Regions from separate parts of the Homo sapiens genome. Here region 1 is linked to region 2. The links are chromatin loops, found by intact Hi-C in ENCODE. Cell type or tissue: dorsolateral prefrontal cortex. All regions are shown on one strand.

Region 1 (5,000 bases), 290 kb after region 2:
GCTTTTAATTGTTGTGTTCTCAGTTAGACCCGTTCTAATTTTTGTGATTTCTAATTTACTGTAGTCATGCTCCTTTGAGTTTTTGTTTCCATAGCCCTGCACTCTTTCTTTTTGAAAATACTCTCTTGAGTTGTTTGTTTGGTAGGTTTTCTGTCTTATTTTTGTCCTCCCTGGCATCAAGCATTCTCGGGGGCTTTTCTTCTTTTAATTGTGGTGAGTTTTCATGCAGCTCAGAGACCGTTGGAGGTTTGCATGCCGTCTTTCTTGCTGTGGTTCATTTTGTGTCTGTGCGGGGTCCCTGTGGCTTCCCTGACATTTCTGCCTGTCTCGTCTAGGTTGGCTGTCAGTAGTTTGGGCTTTCTGTTGGTTCGCATAGTGCATGGGTGAATTCCGTTTGGCTCCATCATGAAGTTAGATTTGGCCATCTGTTTGCCTTTGGAGAGGAGCAGGCCCAGGGCTGGGAGAGTGGAGTCTACGTGCAGGGCCTGGAATCCCTGTCTTTCCTGAGACATTGTATTAGCCCATTCTCATGCTGGTAATAACGACGCTGCTAACTACCGGAGACTGAGTAATTTGTAATAAAAAACAGGTTTAATAGACTCACAGTTCCACATGGCTGGGGAGGCCTCACAATTATGGTGGAAGTTGGAGGAGGAGCAAAGTCACATCTTCTTGTTGTTGTTTGTTTGTTTGAGAAAGAGTCTCGCTCTCTTGCCCAGGCTGGAGTGCAATGGCGCCATCTCACCTCACAGCAACCTCTGTCTCTTGCCTCCCAGATTCAAGAAATTCTCCTGCCTCAGCCTCCTGAGTAGCTGGGATTACAGTTACCCACCATGACACCCAGATAATTTTTTTTTTTTTGTATTTTTAGTAGAGAGGGGGTTTCACCATGTTGGCCAGGCTGGTCTCGAACGCCTGACCTCAGGTGATCTGCCCACCTCGATCTCCCAAACTGCTGTCAGCCTTGAGGTAGACAGCACTGTGAGCATCTTTGTTGAAGGATAACACACCCGTCCACAGGGCATGTGTCCCGTACACTCAAACGGAACGCAGCATGTAACCTGCAGGTGGAGGAAGGCGTAGGACGCCAGCCAGCCCCGGGAGCCCCACTGCTCCCTCCTACTCATGGGGAGGGTTTATGCTTAATCCCACTTTACAGATGGGAACAGGAGGGTCAGACTTCAGAGCCAGTGAGGGGCAGAGCCACTGTCCTGGGGACACCCAGCCTTGGGCCTTGAAACCTGCTGGATGGAAGCCCTGGGAGGCTGGCGTTGGGTGTGCCACCAACTGCTTGGTACTGGGCTGATTTGCACCTGCAAGTTGAATTCCCGGCAGGAAGGCAGCCAGCAGGCAGCGCTGCGTGGGAAGCAGCCCCGGCCCCAGTCGTCCTGGCATGAGTCAGAAGCACGTCTCCCTCGCCATTCACTCTACACTTTTGGGCGAGGGTCTGAAGATCTGAGCCTCGGGGTTCCACCTGTCGGGAACAAACACCACTTGTGAAGTGAGCCATTGCGGGTTGGCGTTCAGCCCGGGGAGCAGCCACAAGGGGCCCATTACTGTTTCTGTTCTCCTGGGTCCACCCTCCTGCTGGTGCTACCCACACTCGGAGGCTCTCATCAGCCACGTAGAAGGGAGGCCCCGGTCATCTCAGCCACTGAGGTCCTCCATCGGCACTGGGGCAAGGGTGTTGGGAGATCAGGGGCCTTCTACACCCGGCCGGACCCTGCCTCCCTGCCTGTTTGACGCTTTCCTTGGCAGGGTAATCTTCCCCTTGCAGGGCAGGGGCTGTTTCCCCAGCAGGTGTTCTGCCCACTTTGCTAGAGTCACTGGAGACCTGTTGGAGTGATGGATGGAGCCACAGGTCTGCTCCAGCCCAGATTTAACCTACAGCACCTCCTCGTGAAAGCCAGGGCCTCTTCAGGGTTTAGTCTCTACTCGTGGGAGCCTGGTTGTTTCTGGAACCTTCTGAAGACCACTTTGCTTCACTCTGTTCAAGACAAACAAAGCCCCTGGAGGCTGAAACCAGAAATCCCCCGGGTGTGAGCTCTCAGCAACAAAGCAGACATTGTTCCCGTGTGAGAAATCCCTTGTGGGGCTGAGTCCTCTGTGGAGCCAGGGACACGAGACAGTTCCTGGAACCCTGCCCGGAGGAGCCAGCCAGGAGCTGCCGAGTGAGTCTGCACCGAGGCCCCAGTGCCCGTCCACTGGGAGTTGGTGCTGGAGAAGCACCTGGGCGGCCCCTTTTCTCCCCCAATGCCACCCCTCCTCCGCTGCTGTCCGGGCCCACTGCTGCTGGCCGAGTGAGTGCTGTTTCTGAGCCTCACCCTCCAGTGGAACTGAAGCTTTAAGTCATTGAGTGAGAGCCTCTAGCAGTGCTCACAACCCTTCAGGCACAACCGGAGCCCTCACTTGAATAGTCGTGTGTGGGTGGGCTTCCCGGGCCACGCAGGGAGTGGTGGGGTGGGCTCTGGGCACAGGGAGGGCAGCCTCTCTGCATCCTCTCAAATGCACAGTGGTGGAGTGCTGGCTCTGGACATTCAGCATGGCCTTTAAAACAAGTGGCATGTGCCAAAATCAATACAAACTGGTGAGCTCTGTTATTTCTGGGGGAGTGTGAATGAGGAAGAGGGAAGAAAACTGGCCCCGTGGCCCAAAGTGGTTTTTCTTTTATTTATTTATTTATTTTATTTTATTATTATTATACTTTAAGTTTTAGGGTCCATGTGCACAATGTGCAGGTTAGTTACATATGTATACATGTGCCATGTTGCTGTGCTGCACCCATTAACTCATCATTTAACATAAGGTATATCTTCTAATGCTATCCCTCCCCCCTCCCCCTACCCCTTTAATCCACAGTGAATGCCATGTTGCAAGGAGAGCAGAGAAGAAAATAGAACGGGGCTGTGGCGGCCTTTGTCGGGCTCTGCTGGGGTGTCTACGTCGGCCCCGCATCCGCCTCTCCCTGAGGCCTGGCACCGAGTAGCTCAGCTGAAGCTGTCACTCTGAGGGCTGATCCTTGCGACCTGGCCCACCTCCCAGCAGACGCTCAGGGAAAATGAGTGTCCCATTCTGTGCTTGAGTCAGTGCTTCCATTTATAAAGCACGTGCATCTTCCAGTGGGGTACTTCATTTAGGAAAAAGCATTTGCACTGCCAACCTGACCCCCTCAAAGACCATGCATTGTCACTCAGCTGTCCTCCCTCTCTCCCCGCCTGTACAGTCACTCAAAATCCCCACTACCTTTGCCATGCTGGGAGGGCCCTGCCCTCTCATTCCCGCTGTGCTGCCTCACCCTGTGGCATGCATCTGCTGACGGGGATGTCCTCTCGTCTGTCTGCTGCTTCCAAATGGACTCTCAGATTTTTCTTTTTCTTTTTCTTTTTCTTTTCTTTTTTTTTTTTTTTTTGAGATAGGGTCTTGCTCTGTCACTCAGGCTGGAGTTCAGTGGTGCAATCACAACTCACTGCACCCTTGGCTCAAGGGATCTTCCTGCTTCAGCTTCCCAAGTGCACGCCACCACACTGGGATTTTTTTTTCTTTTTAGTAGAGACAGAGTCTCACTATATTGTCCAGAGAGGTTTCGAACTCCTGGGCTCAAGTGATCCTCCCACCTCAGCCTCCCAAAGTGCTGGGATTACAGGCGTGAACCACCGCGCCCGGCCGGATATGCTTGATTCCAAAGTGGCCTTGGCCCGTCTGCTTATTATTGTGGATTAAAATAGAACCCCAAAAGTAAGGAGGTTTCACCTCCTCCACCTTCAGGATTTAATCCCCTCTTTTTGGTCACAGGCACATAATTACCGCATTTGCATTTTGTATTTGAGGATTCCTCTACTTTTGAATATTGGGAGGACTCTACCTGTGCTGGCAACGTCTGAGCCTATCTTCCCCTCCTGTACCTGGGGCTGGCTCCTCATCCTCAGAGACCATGAGGCGCCCGGCCATTGTGAGAGGGGGCTCTGGACGGCCGGTGCAGGGGTGGTTAGTTACCGTTAGAAGCTGTGTTCAGGTGCTTTGCTGTGTGAGTGCGCCCGCCCATTGTGAGAGAGGGCTCTGGGCGGCTGGTGCAGGGGTGTGGTTCGTTACTGTTAGAAGCTGTGTTCGGGTGCTTTGCTGTATGTGTGCGCCCACCCATTGTGAGAGAGGGCTCTGGGCGGCTGGTGCAGGAGTGTGGTTCGTTACCATTAGAAGCTGCATTCGGGTGCTTTGCTGTGTGTGTGCGCCCGCCCATTGTGAGAGAGGGCTCTGGGCGGCTGGTGCAGGGGTGGTTCGTTACCGTTAGAAGCTGCGTTTCGATGCTTTGCTGTGTGTGTGTCTGATTCCTTGCTCCTGGACCCTGCAAGGTGAGAGCTGGGTGTCTTCTAGGAGTTGATGGAGTCCATGTGCCTGAGAGATTGGCAGCTTGGGTGGTCGTGATCCTGAATGGCAGCCTCTTAATTCCACTTCAAGAAGGTTTGTCCTTGTTTCCCTCGGGTGGATTTTTCCAGGTAGAAAGCCAGTTCTGGTCAGATTTGCCTTCTGCTGCATTCTGTTCAACACCTGGGCCTTCCAGGGAGTGGGTGGCGGGAGGGCTTCTCGGCCAGGCCCAGCTCCCTGCAGCCAGCACCCTGGCACCGATAGAACTTCTGTTAGCGGCTCCCTGCACCCAGCACCCTGGCGGCGATAGAATTTCCATTCACACAGCATCCACGGTCACATCTCCTGCTGCAGCCTCCTTTGGGGGGGCTGGGCCTTATTTCCCCCTCCATACCTTCTCTGTTGAAAGCCCAGATGCCCCTCAACTCAAGTTGTGCAAAACCAATGCTATGACCGTAACTTTCTCTAGGAACCTCCAGGTCTGGCCCCACTGTTATTTGCTCTCTTAGATAGCAGTTACCTTTTTTTTTTTTTTTTTTTTAAGTAAGGATTTTAATACTTATTTTAAAAAAGGATTTAAAAAAAAAGAAAAGACTAAAACTTTCTTTTTTTCAAAAAGTTTTCTTGAGTTATAATTTATA
Region 2 (5,000 bases):
TGGCAGGTGTCCAGTACCTAATCACGCTCTGTTCCTTGCTTTTGCCTTCAAGGGAATTCCGAGTGTCCAGCACTGCCGTATTGCCAGCACAGACGGATTTTCTCTAATCAGTGTCCCTGGGGCAGGAGGATGACCCAGTCACCTTTACTAGTCCTTTGGAGACAATTTACCTGTATTAGGAGCCCAGGCCACGCTACACTCTGCCCACACTGGTGAGCAGGAGGTCTTCCCACGCCCTGTCATTAGGCTGCATTTACTCTTGCTAAATAAAAGTGGGAGTGGGGCGTGCGCGTTATCCATGTATTGCCTTTCAGCTCTAGATCCCCCTCCCCTGCCTGCTCTGCAGTCGTGGGTGGGGCCCGTGCGCCGTTTCTCCTTGGTAGCGTGCACGGTGTTGAACTGGGACACTGGGGAGAAAGGGGCTTTCATGTCGTTTCCTTCCTGCTCCTGCTGCACAGCTGCCAGGAGTGCTCTGCCTGGAGTCTGCAGACCTCAGAGAGGTCCCAGCACCGGCTGTGGCCTTTCAGGTGTAGGCAGGTGGGCTCTGCTTCCCGATTCCCTGTGAGCGCCCACCCTCTCGAAAGAATTTTCTGCTTGCCCTATGACTGTGCAGACTCTGGCTCGAGCAACCCGGGGAACTTCACCCTCAGGGGCCTCCCACACCTTCTCCAGCGAGGAGGTCTCAGTCCCAGCCTCGGGAGGGCACCTCCTTTTCTGTGCTTTCTTCCCTGAGGCATTCTTCCTCATCCCTAGGGTGTTGTGTAGAACTCTTTTTAAACTCTATGCTCCGAGTAGAGTTCATCTTTATATTAAACTTCCCCTGTTCAAATAAGTGGCTGTGTGGTTTCTGACTGGTGAATGGGCCTGACTCGTGAATGGGCCTGACTGCAGGTCTGACTGGTATACGTGGGCTCTGTTTCTGGTATGAGAAGGGATGTCTGAGAGAGATGCTTGGGTCTCGGCGTCAAAGCATTGGGTGCCCGTGGGTGCGTGGCGCCACCCTGCCCCTCTCCCTCCCATGTCAGCCCTTTGCTGGGGCTGTTTTTGGGTTGAATGTGGAGAGTATTCCATTCCCCCCCAAGGAGATGAAACCAGGCTTGGCCACCTGCCCCCGGCAAGTGAATGGAGAAGCCAGAAAGAGTGCCAGGTTTGTCTTGCACCTGGAGAAACAAGAGTTTCACACAGGCAGCCCAGTGCCCATGCCAGGGCAGGGGGCCAAGCTCAGAGTGGCTTCATTGCTTCACATGAGAACTGGTCCCACAGCCAGGCCGCCTCCCAGACAGCCTGGAGGGTATCGGAACTGTGACCCGCCCAGGCTGACTGCTGAGCCCTAGTGTTCGTGCACTGGTGCCCCACCACTACCTGTTTGAGGATATGGGCCTGAGGGGTCCCGTGCATCTGTGCTGGACACACACCACAAGAGTGATTCAAATGCCGGGGAGACGGGAGCACACTGCCCTGCATGGCTCTGAGCGGAGTGGACCCTGCCTTTTCTTCCCAGACATTGCGTAAATTCAGTTCACAGAGGCTGGGGTGTGGTCACTGTGAGCTCAGATCCGGGCCTCCCTGCCTGCGTTGGAATCCTGGCCCCAGCATTTAAGAGCTGTATGACCTTCAGGGGACCTACCCTCTCAGTGTCTCAGCTTCCTCTTTTGAAAGATGAGGGTCATTATTATCTTCCTGCCTTGATGTGAGAAGGGCTTTCCAGGCCAATTTGCTGGGAGAGCTCTTGGTTCAGATGTGGACCTGCCTCTGAATTGGCTGAGGTTAGCTTTTGGTTTGGTTTCTGTTTGAGCAGCTTTGTGCTGGGCTGCAGGTTCCTCTTCCATGCACTGTGTGTTTGTACAATGGGTTCTGCAGGTGCAAGGCTGTGGCCCAGGCTCTGTCCCACCAGACACGTCTGCCCTCACTCATCCCCAGATGGAGCCAGCTTCTCTCTGGGCGAGAACAGGGTGATCCAGGAGCTCAGATTAGACAGTGCCAGCCTCTACCATTCTCCATGTACAGAGAGCATTCTGTTCCCAGTGAAGCCACAGTGCCTGATCCCTGGGAAGCTGGCCTGGCCTTTGCCCCCTTCCAGAATGAAGGACGGCTCGGACCAATTGCCAGGGCCATCTGAACTGTGCTTTACAGGGCATGGCACTGCCCTCTGATAAGGGGCAGGCATCCAGTACCCCAGGACAGGGTCAGGGCAGGAATCCAGTGGGCACATTCAGAGAGGCTATTTTCCCATGAGTAGATTCAATCCTGATACACCCCACCCTCTCCAACCTCAACCTTCGAAAGCGAGGTGAGGCCTTTCTCAGAAACCACCCTGCTTGCTGTTGGCTCCAGCAGATCTGCTTTCTGGTCCACATTTAACAATCAATTGCTCAGCACATATCTCTGTCCTGGGAGGAGCTGCGCAGATTGCAGGCACTGTCTTTGATGGCACAGCTGATTTCTTGGGAAACTGAGGCCTGGGGTTTAAAGCAACTCACCCCAAATGACAGAACTAGCAACTGGTAGAGGCCAAATTTAAACCTAAGGAGGAGAGGCAAAGGGGCAATGTAGGTCACAGAGTACAATGTTTGGGTTAGACAGGAGAATAAGTTTCTGAGATCTGTGGCACAGCATGGTGGGTGACCATAGTTCGGAATGTATTATATATTTCAAAATTGCTAAGAGTAAATTTTCAGTGTTCTCACTATGCCCACAAAAATACACAGATGAAGTTATGGATATGTTAATTAGCTTGATTTACTCATTCTGCAATTTACACATGTATCAAAACATCACATTGTACCCCATAAATATAAACAATTATTGTCAATTGAAAATACCATTAAAAAATATAAATGACCAATGAAGATCTGAAAAGCTGTTCAATTTCCCTAGTAATTAGAGGGAGGAAAGTTAACATCACGTGATCCTTTGGCAAACTTGATCACATTGGCAAACTTTATTGCAGCAGTAACTCCCAGCATCACCAAGGTCAACAAGAAGCCAGTGTTCTCCTAAACAGTACGTAGGAGTTCTGTTCATTCACGTCAAGAAATTTACCCTGAAGAAATCAAGGGAGGAGGAATATGTTTCAATAACAATGTTGGTGCAAGTATGGTAGATAATAAAGTTTTCTGCTGGGCGCAGTGGCTCACGCCTGTAATCCCAGCACTTTGGGAGGCCAATGTGGGCAGATCACTTGAGTTCAGGAGTTTGAAACCATCCAGGGCAACATGGCGAAACCCCATCTCTGTAAAAACAATTAAAAAATTAGTTGGGCATGGTGGCACATGCTTGTAGTCCCAGCTATTCAGGAGGCTGAGGCAGGAGGATCACCTGAGCCTGGGGAGGTTGAGGCTGTAGTGGACCGTGATTGTGCCATTGCACTCCAGCCTGGGCCAACAGAGCAAGACCCTGTCTCAAAAAAAATAAAGTTTTCATATGAAATATATACATAAAAGGATATATACCAAAACATAAACATTAATGCTATTCATAGCTGCATAGCGGAGGTAATAGATAGTGGTTTTTTTCTGTATTTTTGATAAATGTTATTTTTCAGCAACACTTCTGCAGGATTATAGTAGTGGTGAGGAAGGCTGCTTGCACCTGGACAGATACAATGCATTTGTTTTTAATAAACTAGACCTTCCTGCCCTAAGCAGGCCAAGGAGGAGGAGGAGGACTTCTGGCCAGGAGGGGGGTTTCCACGCAGGCACTGGTGCCACCGAGGGCCGACTGGGCTTGGTTTCACCACGTTGCCTGCAGGGAGGGCTGTTTCAGGAGCAGGAGTCAGCCCTTCTTGTCTGGAGTACTGTCAGAGGTGGGCGTCAGTGATAGCGACAGGAGGCAGCCAAATGCCCAGCAGACAGAGGTGGATCCCCGGTGAAGCCCCACCTCCAAGCCAAAGACAGTTTAAAGCCTGAAAGCCAAGCTATCCTTGGACTGGACTGACAACTTGTCTTGCTGTTTGGTGCACTTCCCTCTGATGGATCCCCACCCTTCACCTATTTTACATATACCCAACCTTTCCTAATTGGTTTCCTACACTGTTGTGTCCACCTTTGAGTGGCATCTTTGCTTTAACCTTTTGTTTGTTTGTTTTGGAGACAGAGTCTTGCTCTGTCACCCAGGCTGGAGTGCAGTGGCGCAATCTCTGCTCACTGCAACCTCCGCCTCCCGGGTTCAAGCCATTCTCCTGCCTCAGCCTCCCGAGTAGCTGGGATTACAGGCATGCACCACCATACCCGGCTAATTTTTGTATTTTTAGTAGAGACTGGGTTTCTCCATGTTGGTCAGGCTGGTCTCGAACTCCTAACCTCAGGTGATCTGCCCGCCTTGGCCTCCCAAAGTGCTGGGATTACAGGCGTGAGCCACCGTGCCCAGCCTAGTTTTAACCTTTTACTGCATACTCACAAGCCAATCAGCATGCACTCCCCATCCTGTACCTATAAAGACTCCAGACTCATTCAGTAGAGGGGAGACGGCCTGACTTTGGGGAAGATGACCTGCCCTTCCTGGCCCCTCTCTAGCTCCCCTCTCCACTTAGAGCTGTTTTGGTTGCTCAGTAAAATTCTCGGCCTTCACCATCCTTCAAGTGTCCATATGACTTCATTCTTTTTGGATGCTGGGCAAGAGTGGGACCCAGCTAGTGTGAGTACCCAGAAAGGCTGTCACACTAGCCCTTTGCCCTTGCCAGTGGAGGGCAGCCACCCCACATGACAAGGCAGGGGGACAACTGAGCTGCTAACACACCACCACCCACAAATGGCAGAACTAAAGGAGCACTGTAACACTGCCTCTGGGGCTTTGGGGTCACAGGCACCCTCACCTGGGTGCTGCAACACGCCTAGTCTGGCCACGGGTCCTGCATGGAGCTTGCTCCTGTGTCTGCACTTGGAATGGCCGGCCGGATCCCACACTCACATGCTCACATGCTCCCTCCCACAAGGGGTTGAGCACAGTGAGCTGAGTAGACGGGGCGCCCCTGCTGTGAGTCCCGTGAAAGGACCAAGAAA

The links. A loop is a pair of places that touch in the nucleus more often than their neighbours do. Peaks named below come from ENCODE experiments on the same cell type or tissue, not always from the same donor. Only the 100,000 strongest peaks of a DNase experiment are listed, where the experiment ranks them.
Region 1: it touches region 2 in a loop (1.9-fold over the local background); 1 of 110 quality-filtered maps calls a loop at or near these places.

Annotation. Positions count from the first base shown.
Region 1 is chr11:71,137,200-71,142,199 of GRCh38, reverse strand. The region is part of intron 3 of SHANK2 (SH3 and multiple ankyrin repeat domains 2); the gene reads left to right. Among named protein-coding and RNA genes, the nearest start is that of SHANK2, 110 kb to the left of the region's middle. RefSeq lists enhancers at 1,058-1,936, 1,937-2,816. In dorsolateral prefrontal cortex, no CTCF peak of the experiment used is centred here; DNase peaks (open chromatin) are centred at 1,395, 2,139 and 2,989; H3K27ac peaks cover 3,372 bases.
Region 2 is chr11:71,430,243-71,435,242 of GRCh38, reverse strand. It overlaps DHCR7 (7-dehydrocholesterol reductase), which reads left to right. Exons shown (of 9, transcript NM_001360.3): 9 at 1-832. Among named protein-coding and RNA genes, the nearest start is that of DHCR7, 16 kb to the left of the region's middle. In dorsolateral prefrontal cortex, no CTCF peak of the experiment used is centred here; DNase peaks (open chromatin) are centred at 1,214 and 2,032; H3K27ac peaks cover 4,026 bases.